Linked DNA regions of Homo sapiens: region 2 is linked to region 1. Evidence: read pairs that join two places in POLR2A ChIA-PET (ENCODE). Cell type or tissue: A673. All regions are shown on one strand. Links, peaks and the distances in the headings refer to the core of each region. The heading gives the core; the rest is flanking DNA.

Region 1 (8,622 bases), core at 2,914-7,913:
AATGCCTATAAACCCCCAAGTGTTGATGATTACTCCTGAGGTTATTGGTCATTTTCATTTTATTCTTTGTATTTTTCATTGTTTCCCAGATTTTCCACTGGGGACTATGTCCCACCTGTATGATCAGAGAGAAAGATACAAGTTTTACTTAAGAGTTCACATTAAATGTTTCTTACAGAATCGTATCTGTTTGCAGTGTTGGTTTAATTGCCAGTTCTATTTCTCACACTAGTAAGTGGCCGAGTCCACACTGAGCTGTGGAGGCTAGAGGCTCCCCAGAGCGTTTTAGCTGCAGCAGCCATGTGGCTGGAGCCTGAGCTCTGTTCAGCTGTCATCACCTGGGTACCCATTTCCACCCTGTGTTCTCACAGTGCCTTCGTGCATCGCTGCGGTCGCACAGCTCGCATTGGCCACGGGGGCAGCGCTCTGGTGTTCCTCCTGCCCATGGAAGAGTCATACATCAATTTCCTTGCAATTAACCAAAAAGTAAGCTGCCGTCCGTTTTCAGATAGAATGCCTAGTGACGGGGTAGCTGGAAAAGTTCTCCAGCATGTGGTCAGCAATTGAAATTACGAATTGCAAACTCACTGGGGCTGGGCTGGTGGTGGCAGTGGGGGGCCCTGGTGGGGTTTTTTTTTTTTTTTTTTGAGACGGAGTTTCACTCTTGTTGCCCAGGCTGGAGTGCAATGGCACTATCTCGGTTCACCGCAACCTCCACCTCCCGGGTTCAATGGATTCTCCTGCCTCAGCCTCCCAAGTAGCTGGGATTACAGGCATGCGCCACCCCAGCTAATTTTGTATTTTTAGTAGAGATGGGGTTTCTCCATGTTGGTCAGGCTGGTCTTGAACTCCCGACCTCAGGTGATCCGCCCACCTCGGCCTCCCAAAGTGCTGGGATGACAGGCGTGAGCCACCGTGCCCGGCCACCCTGGTGGGCTTTAAGGCTGTGGAGGCACCTCGGTCATGGAGTGACCAAGTCTCCTGTGTGGTAGCATGCCCTGCTGGGACCCAGGCAAGGGTTACTTCTTGTGAATAGAGACCCAGTGTTGCCATACTTTGCTACCAGATTAGGATTGTCATGTGAAATCTGATTTTTAAATTTTCTTTTAAAAATTTAACATACTTTACAGAGCATGTGAAATATTTGGGTTGGAGTTGGGCTTCAGACCTCAACAGTTGAAAAGGAATTGTTTCGCTTTTGTTTTTCTTGGTTGTGATGGGGAGCCCTGGGGATATGATGCCAGCCAGGGAAGGTGAGAATGTGGTATGTGTGTGTGTGTAGTGCCCCCTGCAGGAGATGAAGCCCCAGAGAAACACAGCGGACCTTCTGCCAAAACTCAAGTCCATGGCCCTGGCTGACAGAGCTGTGTTTGAAAAGGGCATGAAAGCTTTTGTGTCATATGTCCAAGCTTATGCAAAGCATGAATGCAACCTGATTTTCAGATTAAAGGGTAAGTTGGACTTCTTCATGTGATAATGTCTCCATCTTAACTATGTGGTGGTCTTACAAGTATGAGATTGCTTTGTCTCATAAAAGGAAGTGTTCCCAGGTTTTGAGTAGACACAGAATAAACTGGCCACTGGCTGCTGAGTATTCCTTTTAACTTTGTAAAAATGTAATTTTTTTAATTTTTGAGACAGAGTCGCGCTTTGTCACCCAGCCTGGAGCGCAGTGGCGCGATCTCGGCTCACTGTAAGCTCTGCCTCCCAGGTTCACGCCATTCTCCTGTCTCAGCCTCCCGAGTAGCTGGGACTACAGGCGCCCGCCACCACGCCCAGCTAATTTTTTGTATTTTTTAGTAGAGACGGGGTTTCACCGTGTTAGCCAGGATGGTCTCGATCTCCTGACCTCGTGATCCGCCCACCTCGGCCTCGCAAAGTGCTGGGATTACAGGCGTGAGCCACTGCACCCGGCCTCAATTATTTTCATTCTAACTAAAATGAATGCATTAAACCCTTTGGTTAGAAAAAAATTATATTGTAAGCCATTACTGATTGTTCTAATCCTGTTGAGTGCGCTAACTCTGATCTTCTGATTGAATCAGATCTTGATTTTGCCAGCCTTGCTCGAGGTTTTGCCCTGCTGAGGATGCCCAAGATGCCAGAATTGAGAGGAAAGCAGTTTCCAGATTTTGTGCCCGTGGACGTTAATACCGACACGATTCCATTTAAAGATAAAATCAGAGAAAAGCAGAGGCAGAAACTCCTGGAGCAACAAAGAAGAGAGAAAACAGAAAATGAAGGGAGAAGAAAATTCATAAAAAATAAAGCTTGGTCAAAGCAGAAGGCCAAAAAAGAAAAGAAGAAAAAAATGAATGAGAAAAGGAAAAGGGAAGAGGTAAAGTTTACTTTTACTTACATTAACTTAGAATCTTGAACAAATTTATTGTAGTAGTTCTTTAAATAGGAATTGTGTGGGGCTGTCAGATTTCTGTTACGTTGGCGACCAGGGTGGGGAATTTGCTCTATTTGCAGAAGCCAATCTGAGAGCTTATAGTTCTTGAGTTAAAACTGCTGGTTTCACTACAACACTATTGCTGAAAAATTTAGTAGTTTATTGGTTTCTTCTGCACTTAGGGTTCTGATATTGAAGATGAGGACATGGAAGAACTTCTTAATGACACAAGACTCTTGAAAAAACTTAAGAAAGGCAAAATAACTGAAGAAGAATTTGAGAAGGGCTTGTTGACAACTGGCAAAAGAACAATCAAGACAGTGGATTTAGGGATCTCAGATTTGGAAGATGACTGCTGATTCCAGTGCCACAGATGAACCCACAAGGACATAGCTGTTCCCTAACTTGGTGGATGGCTCCAGTTTGCTTTTAACGAAAATCACAACTTCAGGAGACATCTGAAAAGAATGATGTCTCTGAAAGCTGTCCTTTCAGATGAGGGAGAAATGAAGGATTTCACACTTCAGAATATTTTACTAAAAACATTCCAGTCTTGGCCGGGTGCGGTGGCTCCTGCCTATAATCCCAGCACTTTGGGAGGCTGAGGCAGGAGGATCACTTGAGCCCAGGAGTTCAAGACCAGCCTGGGAACACAGCGAGACCCTCTCATTAAAAACAACAAAACAAAACAATTCCAGTCTTGGAGTAGTCTAACAGAAGAAAATGTAAAATTATTTGAGTGTAAATAATAGATGTCAGTATTTATCATGATGGGTCACATATAGACATATGTACATATTATATATATATATATATATATATATATATATATATATATATATATATAAGCTCTTTTTTCTGAGGCTATTTTATAGTTATTTTTAAACATAAAGATACAGAAGTCTTCTTGACTTCTGATTTTCAAAACCATTCCTCAGTATCTTCAGGCATTTGACCTCCTGAATGTGCTTGGCCCTGGGCTTCAGTTATCCTTTGATGTCCTGCAGGGGTGGCTAATGTGCTGGGGTTTTTCTGTGTTAATAGTCACAGTATTGTTTTATTGGTGAATAGCTGAAAAACAGAGGGATTAAGTCATATTCCGGGAAAGAGAATTATAGTTTTTATGCCTCCTGTTGAATAAATGGTGTCCTGATTGCCTGGGTCTTAAGTGTGTAAATGTAGCTGGACAGTGTTTTCCCCTAGATGGCCTGGTCAGCTTGCAGTATTGATGCAACACCACATCAGCGTCTTTCATAGAGTTTATTTGAAAAGATGCTGAATTTATTCCCAAGTATAATTTTAAAAAGCTGTTTAGGACCCAAACATATTTAAACATCTCTTACACATACAGAATTTCAGTTTACAAATATTCCAGAAGGCATTTTCTTAAGCAGTGAACCATGCAGAATACTGTTGCTAAACATCGTTTCTGCCTTCCTCGTGTTCTCTTGGTAGTTTTTACTGTTTGGCTTGATCCTGCTGAGGAATGTGCTTACCACTGGAAGCCAGATGCAGATTCAGCAAGTGTTTCTTGCCTCTTACAAGGCACCGCGTGTAACGTCCTGACCAGCTGTTGGTCATTTGTGGCAGAGGGGTGTGGCTGCTTTTCGCCTGCATCTCGCGTGCTTTAGGCAGATCAGTCTGGAGTGCAGGGGAGGATGAAGACAGGTGGACTTGGGCTCATCTTTCATCAGTTAAGTAGCCAATTATCTAACTTGTATTTCTGGAAACTGAAAAGGAAAGTTTCTAGAAACCGTAAGAACAATTTAAGTTGGGATTTAGAATAGCTGACACATTTTTAGATGGGACTGAAATGAGTAAGAAAGGTTCTCCAAGATGTATGATTTTAAGTCCTTACTCCATAAATCTTCATTAAACACATCTCAGTTTTGGCCTGACTCACTGGGGTGTCAAGCAGCTACTCACCCTGCCTCAACTACGTAAGCTGCACCTTGGCAGGAAAGGGCTCACAGGTTACAGATAGAGCTTGATGAGCTCATCGCTGACTGCTGAGGGTGTCAGCACGCCCAGGTCTGTAAACAGCAGAGTGATTAAGGAAGGGGCAGTGTAGTCGACCCACGGATGCTCCTCTTTGAGGTCTTGTCCAGTCTGCGCGACCTTGAGAGTGTCTGCCTTATACTGAGGAGAGAAGTACACATTAGTCGGCACTGAATATTTAGTGCTCTGACCTGGTAGGGCCTTGGTGTGAGTGATCAGTGTGCTACTTCCTGAGACTGCTCTCTGAAAATGGGAGAAACTAAGCTATGCAGGACACTAGAGACGAGGGCAGAGTTGTGGCCATGAGCCAGATCATGGCAGTGTGCTGGCTGAGAGCTGTAGTGTAACAAACTTAAATCCCATGTCCCCTCATTCTCATGCCGGATTAACTTCTCCAGACCTCTCAAGGGAAGATCGAGAGTCACAATAGAGAGCTTGCAGCGTGCCAGGGACTGTGCTAAGATTATCTTAGAATCCTCATGACCCTGTCAGATACTGCTATGCCATTTTACAGACAAGAAAACCGGTTCAGAGGTTGAAATGAAAGGACTTGCCTCAACTCGCACAGTTTGTAAGTTGTGGTGATGGGAGCTGAGCTCAGTTAAGCCCAAAGCTGGGACTTACCCACCAGCTTCGGGCTTCCTCTCCACCCATCTATGGTGCTACTTAAAGAGACTGAAAGACTGAAGTTCTAGGGACAAATGTGTGAGTCCAATCACCAATTTATCTTTGTATTCCAAGTGTTGGGGAAAGTAGCAATAGGAAGTGAAAAAATTACTGGAACATTCTTAGGACTACAATTTCCAAAGGTTTCTGTTTAGACTTTAGTACCCCTTCAAATATGTAAAACTCTTGCCTTAAACTTATCTGGGACGTCTTGCTGGTTTAGTGGAAAGAGCCGGACAAACTTGAAACTTTCTGCAACCACATAGAAAGGTTTGTTCTGTGCTTTGGCACACACAGCCATCTGGTTGGTTCCAATCTGGGAAGGCAGAAAATGGAATGGATGAGCTCTAGAGTGCATCTGAAGTAGAAGCCACAGAAAAGCGGGCCGGGCACAGTGGTGCATGCCTGTATTCCAGCATTTTGGGAGGCCGAGGTGGGTGGATCACCTGAACCCATGAGTTTGGGACCAGCCTAGGCAACACGGTGAGACCTCGTCTCAATTACAATAAAGGAACAATTAAAAAACAGCAATAGAAAGTTATGTATATAATATAGATATACATATATCTAATACATATATTAGATATATCTAATTCTGACTTTGGAATCAAAAAAATAAATGTTTCTCAAAGGATATAGAAACAGCCACTAGAGGCTGGATGTGGTGGCTCACGCCTGTAATCCCAGCACTTTGGGAGGCCGAGGTGGGTGGATCACCTGAGGTCAGGAGTTTGAGACCAGCTGGCCAATATAGGGAAACCCCATCTCTACTAAAAATACAAAAAATTAGCTGGGCATGGTGGGATGGGGGGTGCCTGTAATCCCAGCTACTAGGGAGGCTGAAGCAGGAGACTCGCTTGAACCCGGGCACTGGAGGTTGCAGTGAGCCAAGACTGTGCCATTGCACTCCAGCCTGGACAGCAAGAGTGAAACTCCATCTCAAAAAATAAAAAAATTTAAAAAAACAAGTGTTGGCAAGGATGTAGAGAAATTGGAACCTTTGTGCTTTGCTAGTGGGAATGTAAAGTAGTGCAGCTGCTGTGGAAAATCATTAGTTTCTGAAAGTTAAATATATAGTTACCATGTGACTCAACACTCTGCCTGCAGACCTCCGCCTCCCAGGTTCAAGCGATTCTCCTGCGTCAGCCTGCCAAGTAGCTGGGATTACAGGCACCCGCCACCATGCCCAGCTAATTTTTTGTATTTTTAGTAGATATGGGGTTTCACCATGTTGGCCAGGCTGGTCTCGAACTCCTGACCTCAGATGATCTACCTGCCTCAGCCTCCCAAAGTGCTGGGATTATAGGCGTGAGCTACTACGCCCGGCCTTATGTTACATATATTTTAACTAAAAAAAGCTTTCATGAAGCTTTTCTAAATTAAATAATGGAGAGAGAGATTGTAATAAATTGAGGTCAAATGTGCTCAATTAAAATGAAAACAAATGACAGGCCGGCCACAGTGGCTCATGCCTGTAATCCTAGCACTTTGGGAAGTGGAAAGATTGCTTCAGGCTAGGAGTTCAAGACTGCAGTAAGCTATGATCACTGTACTACACTACAGCCTGGGCAACAGAGTGAATGTGTCTCTATTTTAAAATATATATAATATTTATATATAAATACACGTATTTTATACATACATACTTTATATGTAAATATATAAATAATATTTTAAAAATATTTGTGTATATATATTATGTGTGTGTATATATATGCATAAATAAAACATACATATACACATAAATAAAGCAAAAACCAGACAAACCCCAATTCCAATTCAAGCCAATTTTGTATAAATATAAATTACACTTTTTTTTTTTTTTTTTTTACTGAGACAGGGTCTCACCATCGCCCAGGCTGGAATGCAGTAGTGTGATCATAACTTACTGCAACCTCAAATTCCTGGGCTCACGTGATACTCCTGCCTCAGCTTCCTGGGCAGCTGGAACTACAGGCAAGCACCACCACGCCCAGCTAATTTTTCTAATTTTTTGTAGAGACAGGGTTTCACTATGTTGCCCAGGCTGGTCTTGAACTCAAGGCCTCAAGTGATCCTCCCACCCTGGCCTCTCAAATTGCTAGGATTACAGGTATAAGGCATCACACCTGACCAAATTACATTGTCTTCATTTATGTAGATCAATCTAAAAAAGATTTGACTGAAACTGGACTGCCCATTGCTATGACTTACGGGAAATGGGCAACAACTCAATACCATGATGAAGTCCTGAAGTGAAGCAGGATTAGAAGGAACCATAATCAACACTGCTGTGGTGTCCTAGGTCAGCAAGACACCTCCAAGTCTTGAGCAGGGAACTGGGGAGAACTGATGCTCTTACCTTGTTAATAATTCCTCCGTTTTCAACAACTCCTTCAGCACCAACTATGACAAGATCTGCTTTCTCCATGATGTAGCTAAGGGGAAAAAAAGCTTTTCATGCTTTATTTTCTTGGCTCTAACGAGTAGCATCATCATCTGCAAAGATCAATATTCCATTTCTATCAAGGTAAGTTCCTCCCATAACTACCTGTTTTTTTTAAAGCGCACTTAACACGCGATAGACCCCTGGCATTGTTACCAGGGGTGTTTTCTGGTCATGACCCTACAATGAGACATACACTTCACACTGCCGCCCGGCGCATGCACACGTACATATGTGTGTAAGTGAAGCAAGAATGTCCTGACACAGCAGTCTTCCTTCCAAGTGTGGTATCCTCTACTTTCTTTTCTACTTCAGCACAAACCAAACAAAATTTTAAAATCTGATGAGATCTGAAGTTGGACAAAAGTGTTATGCAGTTTTAAAAATCTTTCTTTTTTTTTTTGAGACCAGATCTCACTCTGTTGCCCAGGCTAGAGTGCAGTGGCATGATCTCAGCCCAAACCTCTACCTCTTAGGCTCAAGCGATCCTCCCATTTCAGCCTCCCAGGTAGCTGGGACCACAGCATATGCCACCATGCCCTAGAGATGGGGTTTCGCCATATTGCCCAGGCTGGTCTCCAACTCCTGAACTCTAGCGATCCACCTGCCTCAGGTATGAGCCACTGTGCCCAACCTTAAGAATCTTTCTGGTAGGATGAAGGCCAATTTAGTCTTTAAAATGAGCAATTAGTAGAATTCCTCAAAATCCTTACTTTTGAACACATTCCTAATTTCCTTAATCATCTATCTTGTTTTCATTCCAAGAGATCACTACTCTTGTTTTTTCTTGGGAAATACACTGACAATCCCAGGAACATGTGACTTGGCTTTGCGACACAAGCTGCATCTTCTAGGTGAGACAAAGCATCCCAGTATGCCACTGAGGACAGCCAGGTCTTCACAGAAATACAGAGCCCTGATTACCCTCTGCTGATCCCAACTGACCTTTGTACTTTGCTCTTAAAATGCATTTGCACTGGCTGGGCGTGGTGGCTCACGCCTGTAATCCCAGCACTTTGGGAGGCCAAGGCGGGCAGATCACCTGAGTTCAGGAGTTCGAGACCAGCCTGGCCAACATGGTGAAACCCCATCTCTACTAAAAATATAAAAGAATTAACGTGGCATGGTGGCATGCGCC
Region 2 (9,164 bases), core at 777-5,776, 360 kb before region 1:
TCCAGCCAATGGAAACCGGACACAGCAGTAGGGTGGACGCATCAGGTTACAAATGACCCTGTCTCTTTGTTCGGTGTACTCTCGTGGCAAAACTGCTGGCGAATGTACCCTTTCTGCGGGAAGTAAAAATGGCCTTGCTGAGTAAATTAAATTTATGTTCAAGTGCTATTTCTTCACGGCACCGGGGAACAAGCATTTCAAACACTTTCATGAGAGATTATTTAAAATAGCACTTCTTTACACCAGGCGTGGTAGCTCACACCTATAATCCCAGTACTTTGAGAGGCTAAGGTGGAAGGATCACTTGAGCCCAGGATCCAGCCTAGGCAACATAGTGAGACCTCATCTCTGCAAAAAAAATTTTTTTTCCATCACACACCCATTCATTCAATACAAAAAGTCTTTTAAAAATTATTCAGGCATAGTGGCACACACCTGTAGTTCCAGCCACTAGGGAGGCTGAGATGGGAGGATTGCTTGAGCCCAGGAGGTTGAGGCTGCGGTGAGCCAAGATTATATTACTGCACTCCAGCCTGGGTGGCAAAACAAGACCCTGTCTCAAAAAAATAAAACAGCACGTAAGAATTCAAGGAACCCACATTTTAATACAAATTGTTAATGAAAATAAGCTTTATTACATCAAGTAATAAATACATACAAAGATGCAAACAGTTTTAGTCATTTTCTTCCAGATGTTTTTATCAACTTACAATAAACGCAGAACTGAGATCTACTTACAGTCTTAGTATGAAAGTGTTCGGGGGTCCTTGTTAGGTTTGGTGGGTTGCTCTTTCTTCTGTATTTATAACTTGTGCATTTTTAAAAATTGACTTTGAAGCACTAATAGTCATGCAAATGCTTAAGCAAAAAAGAAGTTACATTAAGCAGAACCTACATTGTATGGCAAATGGGAACCGGCTACTAAGTAAAGCGTGCTGTCAATATGCGTTCAAAACAAAATCCCTACAGTGGTATTAGCTTATGAAAAGGAACAAAGAACACCATGGGTAACAAATGTATACAAAAGAGAAGATTAAAGGGAGACAATGGTGTCTTGGAGGCAAACTACAGTTTGCTGTAAGATAACTTTCCGTGCATCTTTTAAATCAATGCTTAAAAAACAAAAAAAACCTGGGCAGTTCCTAACTACTTAAAATGCAAATCCTAATTAACTGCAAAATCTTTTCTCAATCTTTGAGACTGTAGGTTCAGAGCCAAGTGAACCATGGGAGGAAAAACGAAACTGTAACCATTTTGAAAACAAGGGTTTCATCTGAACAGGGGAGATGAACTGTAACTTCTCATCTTGTAAAAAGATGGAAATCCTTCAAAACCAACAAGGCAGCTAGGATCTGGCATTCCGTTCCGTTTCTGCCAAGCACTCCCGAACCAGTCCTCTAGCGTGAATGATGCCTGAAACAGAGGCAGAGACCTGAGGTCAGCAAGTGCACAGGACCAGCCAGCAAAGCCCATTCTGAAACAGCAAGAGGATCCATCCTTCCACAGCCTGTCCACAAAACCCTCAGACATAAAGAGAACCAGGGAAACCTATAACCAAGCAACCCTGAAGGACGCTAACAATCCCATCCCTCTCTAAAGCCCTTCCCTCCTCACCACAACTCTTCCTGTCTCTCTAAACATTTTTTCCTGCATTCAAGGTGCACCAGCAAGCTGTCCTTCCACGACACTGTTGGATGAAAGACATGTCTCCACCCAAATTCTTTTGCTTGACCCACTATGGAGATTTTTCTCTGGCTTCTTCAGTCTGAATTCTAGACAGGGCTTGACCGGCGTAAGTAAGCAAGAGAATGGCTTCAGCTGCACACGTGAGGGCGCAGAGAACTGACTACTACCCACGCGGGACCCTGGGTCCACGGGGACAACCCCACAAGACTGCAGCTACCTTCTGCCCGATGAATCTTCCCCAGTCTTTTGTCTCTGTGGTTTGGTGCTTACCTTTTTTTTCTTTCTGCCTCTACTGAACTTCATGAAATATGATCTTTTAATAGACACTAAGGATTCTATTCCTTCTAATACATGACTCCCAGAGGCCACTGGGAATGACATCCCACATCATCACCTCACAAATCTTAGAAACTAACTCAGAGCCTTGGAGAATGTTTTCTGTGAGGACCAGACAGCAAATATTTTGAGCTTTGCAGGCTACAGTCTCTGACACAACTACTTCACTCAAATTTTTTTTGAGACAGCATCTTGCCCTGTCACCCAGGCTGGAGTGCAGTGGCACGATCACAGCTCACTGCAGCCTCAACCTGCCAGGATCAGGTGATCCTCCCACCTCAGCCTCCGGAGAAGCTGGGACTATAGGCACGCACCACCATGCCTGGCTGTTTTATCATTATTTGTAGAGATGGGAGTTTCACTATGTTGCTCCTGGCTTTAGCCTCCCAAACTGCTGGATTACAGGCATGCACCATCACACCTGGACCCACAAACCTTTATTTATGAACACTTAAGTCTGAATTTCAGATAACTTTCACACGTCCCAAAATCATTTTTTTTTTCAACCATTAAGAACCATGCCTGTCGCGGTGGCTCACACCTGTAATCCCAGCACTTTCGGAGGCCGGGGCGGGTTGCCCACTTGAGGTCAGGAGTTTGAGACCAGCCTGGCCAACATGGTACAACCCCATCTCTACTAAAAATACAAAAATTAGATGGGCGTGGTGGTGGGCGCCTATAATCCCAGCTACTCGGGAGGCTGAGGCAGAACTGCTTGAACCCGGGAGGCGGAGGTTGCAGTGAGCCGAGATCGCGCCACTGCACTCCAGCCTGGGTGATAGAGCGAGACTCTGTCTCAAAAAAAAAAAAAAAACAAAAAAAAACCACTATTCTTGGCTCCTGGCTCTTGGGCTGTAGTTGCCAACCTACCTACAATGCTCCTAGCTCCTAACTCCCTGACCCCTCTATGACGTGTTTTCACCCTGCTGTGACATGAGCTTGGTAAGCTTGGGCTTGGCTGTTGGCCAAGGGGTAGCACTAGGTCTTCCTTGTTACTAAAAGACTGGCAGTTTGTACGCATTTGCTGACTTGAACCAGTGCCTTTTCTGGGTGACTGCAAATTACCTGTTGGACTCTGGGACCCAGCATCTTCCCAGGAATTTCCATTCAGGTAAGCAGCACCCCAGCTACCGGAGAGCAGCCCTGGGACCACCCAACTCTCCAGGCGAGACCAGGGTTGGGCTCTGCATCCCTTCCCCCAGGCCCTCTTCAATCACATCCTCTAACCCTGGTAGTCCCAACCTAGCTTTGAGACCCGTCAACCTCTTCACAAAGGTTTCATAAACTCCAGAGCAACCCCGCTCCTGGCAGCAGCCTGTCCTCAACTGGCCCTCGTGTCACTGGGGCATAACTTCAACTACAGCCCCCATTTATGCTACAGATTTACAACCAAAGAAAGTTCCTCTCCCAGGCCGGGCACGGTGGCTCAACGCCTGTAATCCCAGCACTTTGGGAGGCCAAGGCGGGAGGATCACAAGGTCAAGAAATCGAAACCATCCTGGCCAACCAACATGGCGAAACCTGGTCTCTACTAAAAATACAAAAATTAGCTGGGTATAGTGGCGCACGCCTGTAGTCCCAACTACTCGGGAGGCTTGAGGCAGGAAAATTGTTTGAACCCGGGAGGCGGAGGTTGCAGTGGGCCGAGATCGTGCCACTGCACTCCAGCCCAGGTGACAGAGCTAGACTCCATCTCAAAAAAAAAAAAAAGAATGTTCCTCTCCCAGGTTGCTTCTCCAGCCTTTTTAAGAACCCCAAGTCCCAGGCCGGGCGTGGTGGCTCACGCCTGTAATGCCAGCACTTTGGGAGGCCAAGGCAGGTGGATCACCTGAGGTTGGGAGTTCAAGACCAGGCTGACCAACTTGGAGAAACCCTGTCTCTACTAAAAATACAAAAAATTAGACAGGTGTGGTGGCACATGCCTGTAATCCCAGCTACTTGGGAGGCTGAGGCAGGAGAATCGCTTGAACCCAGGAGGCGGAGGTTGCGGTGAGCCGAGATTGCACCACTGCACTCCAGCCTGGGCAACAAGAGTAAAACTCCGTCTCCCAAAAAAAAAAAAAAAAAAAAAAAAAAAAAGAGCCCCAAGTCTCCCCTCATCTTGAATGCGTTCATGGGCTATGGCTCTGCTGCACTGTCGCCTTCTAAAATAGAAATCCTGTCCTACCTCCACTCCCCTTTTATTTCAGAAGGTAGCAACCTATTTAACGTCCTTTCGAAATCAGACGGACAGTCACACCTTAACACGAGTCCCTTGTGCTCTGTCATCTCCTGCCTGCCCTCCCTCTCCAACCATTAAAGAACAAAGTGCTCTCAGCCTCCCTCCCCAGACCCTAGCACAGACCCACACACTTCCTTGGGTCTCCCTCCAAAGAGGTGACAGCAGAGGGCAGTGCAGGCACCGATGAACCCTGAGCTTGGCTTCCCTAGGACCAGTGTCGGCCCACAGGAGCAGACCAGGCAGGGTCGGGGGCAGGGGGCACTTCGAACACACCCTTGAAAGCCAGCAGACCCCCTGGCAGCACACAGGGTAAGAAGGGCTCCCTGCCTGGGCTGCCCTTCCCAGAAGACCCCTCTGAAGACATCCAGCCCCCCAGGCCCCTCGCTACCAGACCCATCGCCTGCCTGAGGCCTCCACCACAGACGGCAACTCTGTAACAAGACAGGAGCTCCCATGAGTGAGCCTCATCCCTAGCCCACCTTCCCACATTTTCCCCAAAAGTCTTTCCAGAGTTAAAGGTCTAGCACTGTGGTCACCGACAGGGCAGCGGGGCCGGGCTTACCGCGCTTCAGCCTCTCCATGGCACTCTTGCTCCCTGCGTACGTGGGTCTGATCTCCTTCCCCAGCTCTTCAATGATGGCCAGCAGCTCCGCGTATTTGCTTTGGGGCACCTGGCTGTTCCCAGTTCCCTAGAATCAGAAAGAAATGGGTTCAGCAAAATCAGCCGGGCGTGGTGGTGCGTGCCTGTAGTCCCAGTTACTCAGGAGGCTGAGGCAGGAGAACTGCTTGGACCCAGGAGGTGGAAGTTGCAGTGAGCCAAGATCACTCCACTGCACTCCAGCCTGGGCAACAGAGCGAGACTCCATCTCGGGGGAAAAAAAAAAAAAAGGGTTCAGCAGCCTGACCCCAAGGCCACAGGCAGGTGGGTGGAGAGGGCCCCGGGCCGGTCAGGATAGGGAACGCAGCCCAGCCTCAGACTTCTGGGGCAGCCACCTCAGCTGGGCCAAGGCACGTCCCATTCTAGGGGACAACTACAAGTTAGGGAGATGGTCCTCACCCTCCTATCCTCACACACTCAGGGAGGCCACCCAGTCGTCTCCAGGAAGCAACTTTATTATCTCCAATGAACAAAACAGGGGAAACAGCTCATTTTGGCACAAAAGAGTCCAAACAGCATTTCCCAGGATGCAGATGGATGGGAGGGCACATCCCAGGTGCCAAGCCTCCAAGCCAGTGGGGAGACAAGAGGCCACACCTGGGCCACCAGGACCACAGCGATCCGCCATGGCCCAGCCAGAGCCTGGAATGCATTCCCTTCTCTCATCCTCCCACCAACAGGGCCCAACCCCCAGAAAACCTTTCCTCCCACCACCACTGGGAGCCCCACAGCAAGCACCCGGATCAGCGAGGCTGGGCTTCCGGCAAGCCCACAAGCCCGCAAGCCCACAAGCCCAGGCTACCTCCCCTTGGCCACCTCCTCCCATAGACACGCCAGCTCCCTGGGCGAGGTCCTTGCCTCCCCCCTCCTCCACCACCGCCTCTGTCCCCTGGCCTCGCGCTCTGTCCTGTCCTCGTCCTGCTCCGGCTGCTCTGCCTCCCCACGGCACTGCCTCCAGGCCTCACGGGCCTCCCGCCTGTCCTGGCGCCGCCGTCGCATGGCCAGAACGTGGCACTGCCAACTCCCGGCTGCCCCTCTGCCTGGCCTCCCACAGCCACCGCTTCTTCAGCCGGTCCCGCTCACAGGCCCACACCTGCTTCTCCTCCTGGGGCAGGGCAGCCTGGTGGGGCATGGCCGGGGAGCCGCCCACTTGGCGAGGAACAGGCTCCATAGCGACCTCAGAACACTGGTGCTGGGGCCCAGCCAGGGAGAGCATCTTCCCGCTGGGACCTTCCCCGGGGCGGCTCATCCCTTGGAGATGTAGGGTGCAGCTGAGATGGTGGCGGCCCCATTCCTGCTGTTCGCCAGCCTGGGCTGGGGGTACTAGGATCACCCTTGGGCTGATGAGGAGCCCGGGTCTTGGGCAGTTACCAAGTGGGGGGTCACAGTCTGGAAAGTGGTGGAACCAGGGAGCGGCCTCGCCCAGGCCACACTCTCAAATACTGGCCCTCGACAAAAGGCAGCTGGGCTCTCAAGACAGGGCCACCTCCTCTCTGCTGGGCCCGCGCCCGTGGAGAGCAAGTGGGAACTGACCCTATCTTCTGTCCCAGCTTGGAGAGCCAGCATCAAGGTCAGGCCTCACTTGCCCAAGAAAGAGGAGTGAGGAGGCCCACTGGAGGAACGCGTGGGGTGGGAGCCTCAGCACAGCTTGGGCTGCTGCCCCTTCCTGGTGCTCTCCTGTCCCCTCCACCTCACACGTCCCCGCGAAGCACAGTCCCCAGTGCCCTCCACTCTGATGTGTTCTGAGCAGGAGCGCAGCCAGGGCCTTGGGCTGAGAAAGCTCCGTCCCATCCTTTCTGCTCCTTCGTCTCTTCCACCAACTTCTCTCCTCTGATGGTGGGAAGCATGTCTCCCCCTGGCCCTCCCACCATGCCATCACCCCCATTGACATACCTGGGTGTAGCCTAGGGACGGTGGCCCGTAGTCACTGAGCAGCTGGCGGTACTGTGAAGACGTTGCCATGCTGGTGGAAGGCGAGTGGACACTCCCAGCTGTGGGGTGGGGAGAGAGAGGCCAGGAGTCAGCTCAGCCAGTTGTACCAAGGCAAGGACTCCGGGTCCTGCAACAGCCCTTGCCCAGGACCCACACCACCAACTGTAGCAGGATGGAGAACCCTGCTCTCCACCTCCGGTTTGACCAGCATATAAGATGGATAATGAAATGTAGCTACAAGGCACCTGACCATCCCCAGCTCTGCAGCAGCCGCTGGTCCTCACAGAGCTCCATCCCATCCAACCAGAACCTTCCAAGCAGCAGGGCTGCTCCCAAAGATAAAATTATTGCCACTCCTGGCCTGAACTCTGCCCATCCCCTCTCCCTGTGTCCTGGTCCCCAGAGGCTGAGAACCTAGAGGCCACATCACACCACAGCGCCACATAGGCTGGTCGAAACCAGGCTGAGCTTCCAAGCCTTTTTGCTTCTATGCGCTCAAATCTCTGCTGTGCTCAATGACAGGGAAGACAGGAAGGCCTTGGAGTATTTGAGACCCAACCCTGGCTGGAGACAGGCACGCTGGACATCAAATCAGAAATCTAGAGAACACCATGGCCTCTGTGTGCCCCAGATAAAGCCCCTCAACCCCTCTGTGCCTGTCTCCCCCTCCCCAAAGAGGGGACCAGACTCTTAGCAGTCTATGCCCCAAGGGCTCTGTATCCCAAGACAGGAGGGTTGAGGCCCCACATATGGGATGCAACATTGGGGCCTGTCCAGAGCTGCAGTCAGTGACCAAGCAGGGCCCAGCCCAGAACGCAGCCTCCTGGATCTGGCAGGGGAGTCCGTGGCTAGGAGCACGCGGCCCCGCAATGGCGTCCCAGTGGCCATTAGCGGGTAAAGGATATCCTGCAGAATGACAAACAGCGGTAACCATGGAGAATTTACCTAGTCCTCCTCGGCAGCTGCCCGCCTGCCGCCCCCAGAGCCACACGGTCTCTCTCTCACACACACAGTGGGCGCCGCAGACTTGGCCTCGGGGACAGACAGCTGGTGCCAGGCTGGCCAAACCCACCAGCTGCTCGCTTGGTGTGGGTGAGGGGAGGGGCAGAGGAGGAAGGAAGTTCAGGGCCTCAAGCTGGGGGAGCCGGGAGGAGCACTGGAGAACCCTGGCTCCAGGCCCCTCGATTTAGAGAAATGGACCTGAAGGGGTGGCCCCAGGGCACACAGCATAGAGGAGACCAAAGCAGGGAGCCAGCTACCCCGGCACCTGCCCCTCTCTCCGAGAACGGGGACCGTTCCGAGCTGTCTCCTGAGTCTCAGGCCAGCCCTGGATGCTGCCACTGCAGCCCAGGGTTATGCTCCAGCTTGGGCTGGAACTGCAAACGTGGACTTGGATCCTGAACTGGGCAGAGCACCGTGCCACTCCGAGCCTCAGTTTCCACGCCTCCCACGTGGGGATGATGAGACACATGCGGATGATGAGACACGTGCGCTATAGGGGCGGGTTGCTTGGGAGGGGGACGCACAACGCCCACGATATCTGGCACGTCCATGGCCACTGCAGGAATTGGGCAGGGTGATGTCCCCCAGAGCCCCCTAACTACATCAGCCAAACCCCAGTTTCCTGAGCTTCTGATGTGGCAGCAAGCATGGCATGGCGAACACAGGCTCTGCCGGCACAGACCTGGGTTCTGATCCTGGTCACTACACCTCTCTGGCTCCAGGGCCAGTCGCTGGGGGTAGCATCGCGCACAGCACCCCAGGCGTTTGCAAGATCCCAGCGCCCTGGCAGGAGGGGTGCTGGCCACTTCCCACGCACCCTCGCATTCCCTCGGTGTGCCCCCGTCCTCTTCCCCAACTGCTCTGCCCACTGCTCCTCACCTCCCCTTTTCTGTCCTCCCCACTGGACTTCGTGCCAGCCCCAGCTGTGCCACTCCTGGCTGTGTGACCTCAGACAGGCTCCCCGCCCTCCAGTCCTCAGTTTCTCCATTTGTTAGAGGCAGTGCTTCCCAAGAGAAGGTCTATGGGCTCCAGTTCCTACTATTTGATGATACTGGGGTTAGGTTTTGCAGGGCTGAGAGGGAGGAGGAAGGAGAAATCGTCCCATTTTGGCTGGGGGACGAGGAGCAATAGCTCGGTGACCCCAGTGCTCTGTCCAGGCCACTCCCTTGTTCGGGGGCGGGGGGGTGTCTAGTCCTGGAGAGAGATGGCGGAAGGGCTCCGAGTTCCACTCCTGGTCACTCCTTCCTGCAGACACAGGGACCAGGACACAGGGACCACGTCAGCGAAGGCCGTCTCGGCGCATCTCAGACAATGAGCGCAGTGTGCAGG

What was found. Peaks named below come from ENCODE experiments on the same cell type or tissue, not always from the same donor. Only the 100,000 strongest peaks of a DNase experiment are listed, where the experiment ranks them.
Region 2: POLR2A ChIA-PET joins it to region 1 with 8 read pairs; 3 of 35 experiments call an interaction of 5 or more read pairs at or near these places.

The regions. Positions count from the first base shown.
Region 1 is chr12:123,617,387-123,626,008 of GRCh38, forward strand. DDX55 (DEAD-box helicase 55) reads left to right here. Exons shown (of 14, transcript NM_020936.3): 11 at 372-486; 12 at 1,283-1,451; 13 at 2,046-2,338; 14 at 2,578-3,557. The coding sequence ends at 2,754. EIF2B1 (eukaryotic translation initiation factor 2B subunit alpha) reads right to left here. Exons shown (of 9, transcript NM_001414.4): 7 at 7,401-7,476; 8 at 5,250-5,375; 9 at 3,020-4,534. The coding sequence ends at 4,370. It overlaps LOC105370041 (a long non-coding RNA gene), which reads right to left and starts at 376. Exons shown (of 3, transcript XR_945475.3): 1 at 1-376. RefSeq lists an enhancer at 3,991-5,190. In A673, for the core only: no CTCF peak of the experiment used is centred there; no DNase peak of the experiment used is centred there.
Region 2 is chr12:123,260,391-123,269,554 of GRCh38, forward strand. CDK2AP1 (cyclin dependent kinase 2 associated protein 1) reads right to left here. Exons shown (of 4, transcript NM_004642.4): 2 at 6,795-6,892; 3 at 4,806-4,932; 4 at 586-1,413. The coding sequence ends at 1,346. Among named protein-coding and RNA genes, the nearest start is that of CDK2AP1, 6.9 kb to the right of the region's middle. RefSeq lists a silencer at 4,648-4,840 and an enhancer at 8,906-8,965. In A673, for the core only: a CTCF peak has its summit at 4,383 (motif pointing right); a DNase peak (open chromatin) is centred at 2,971.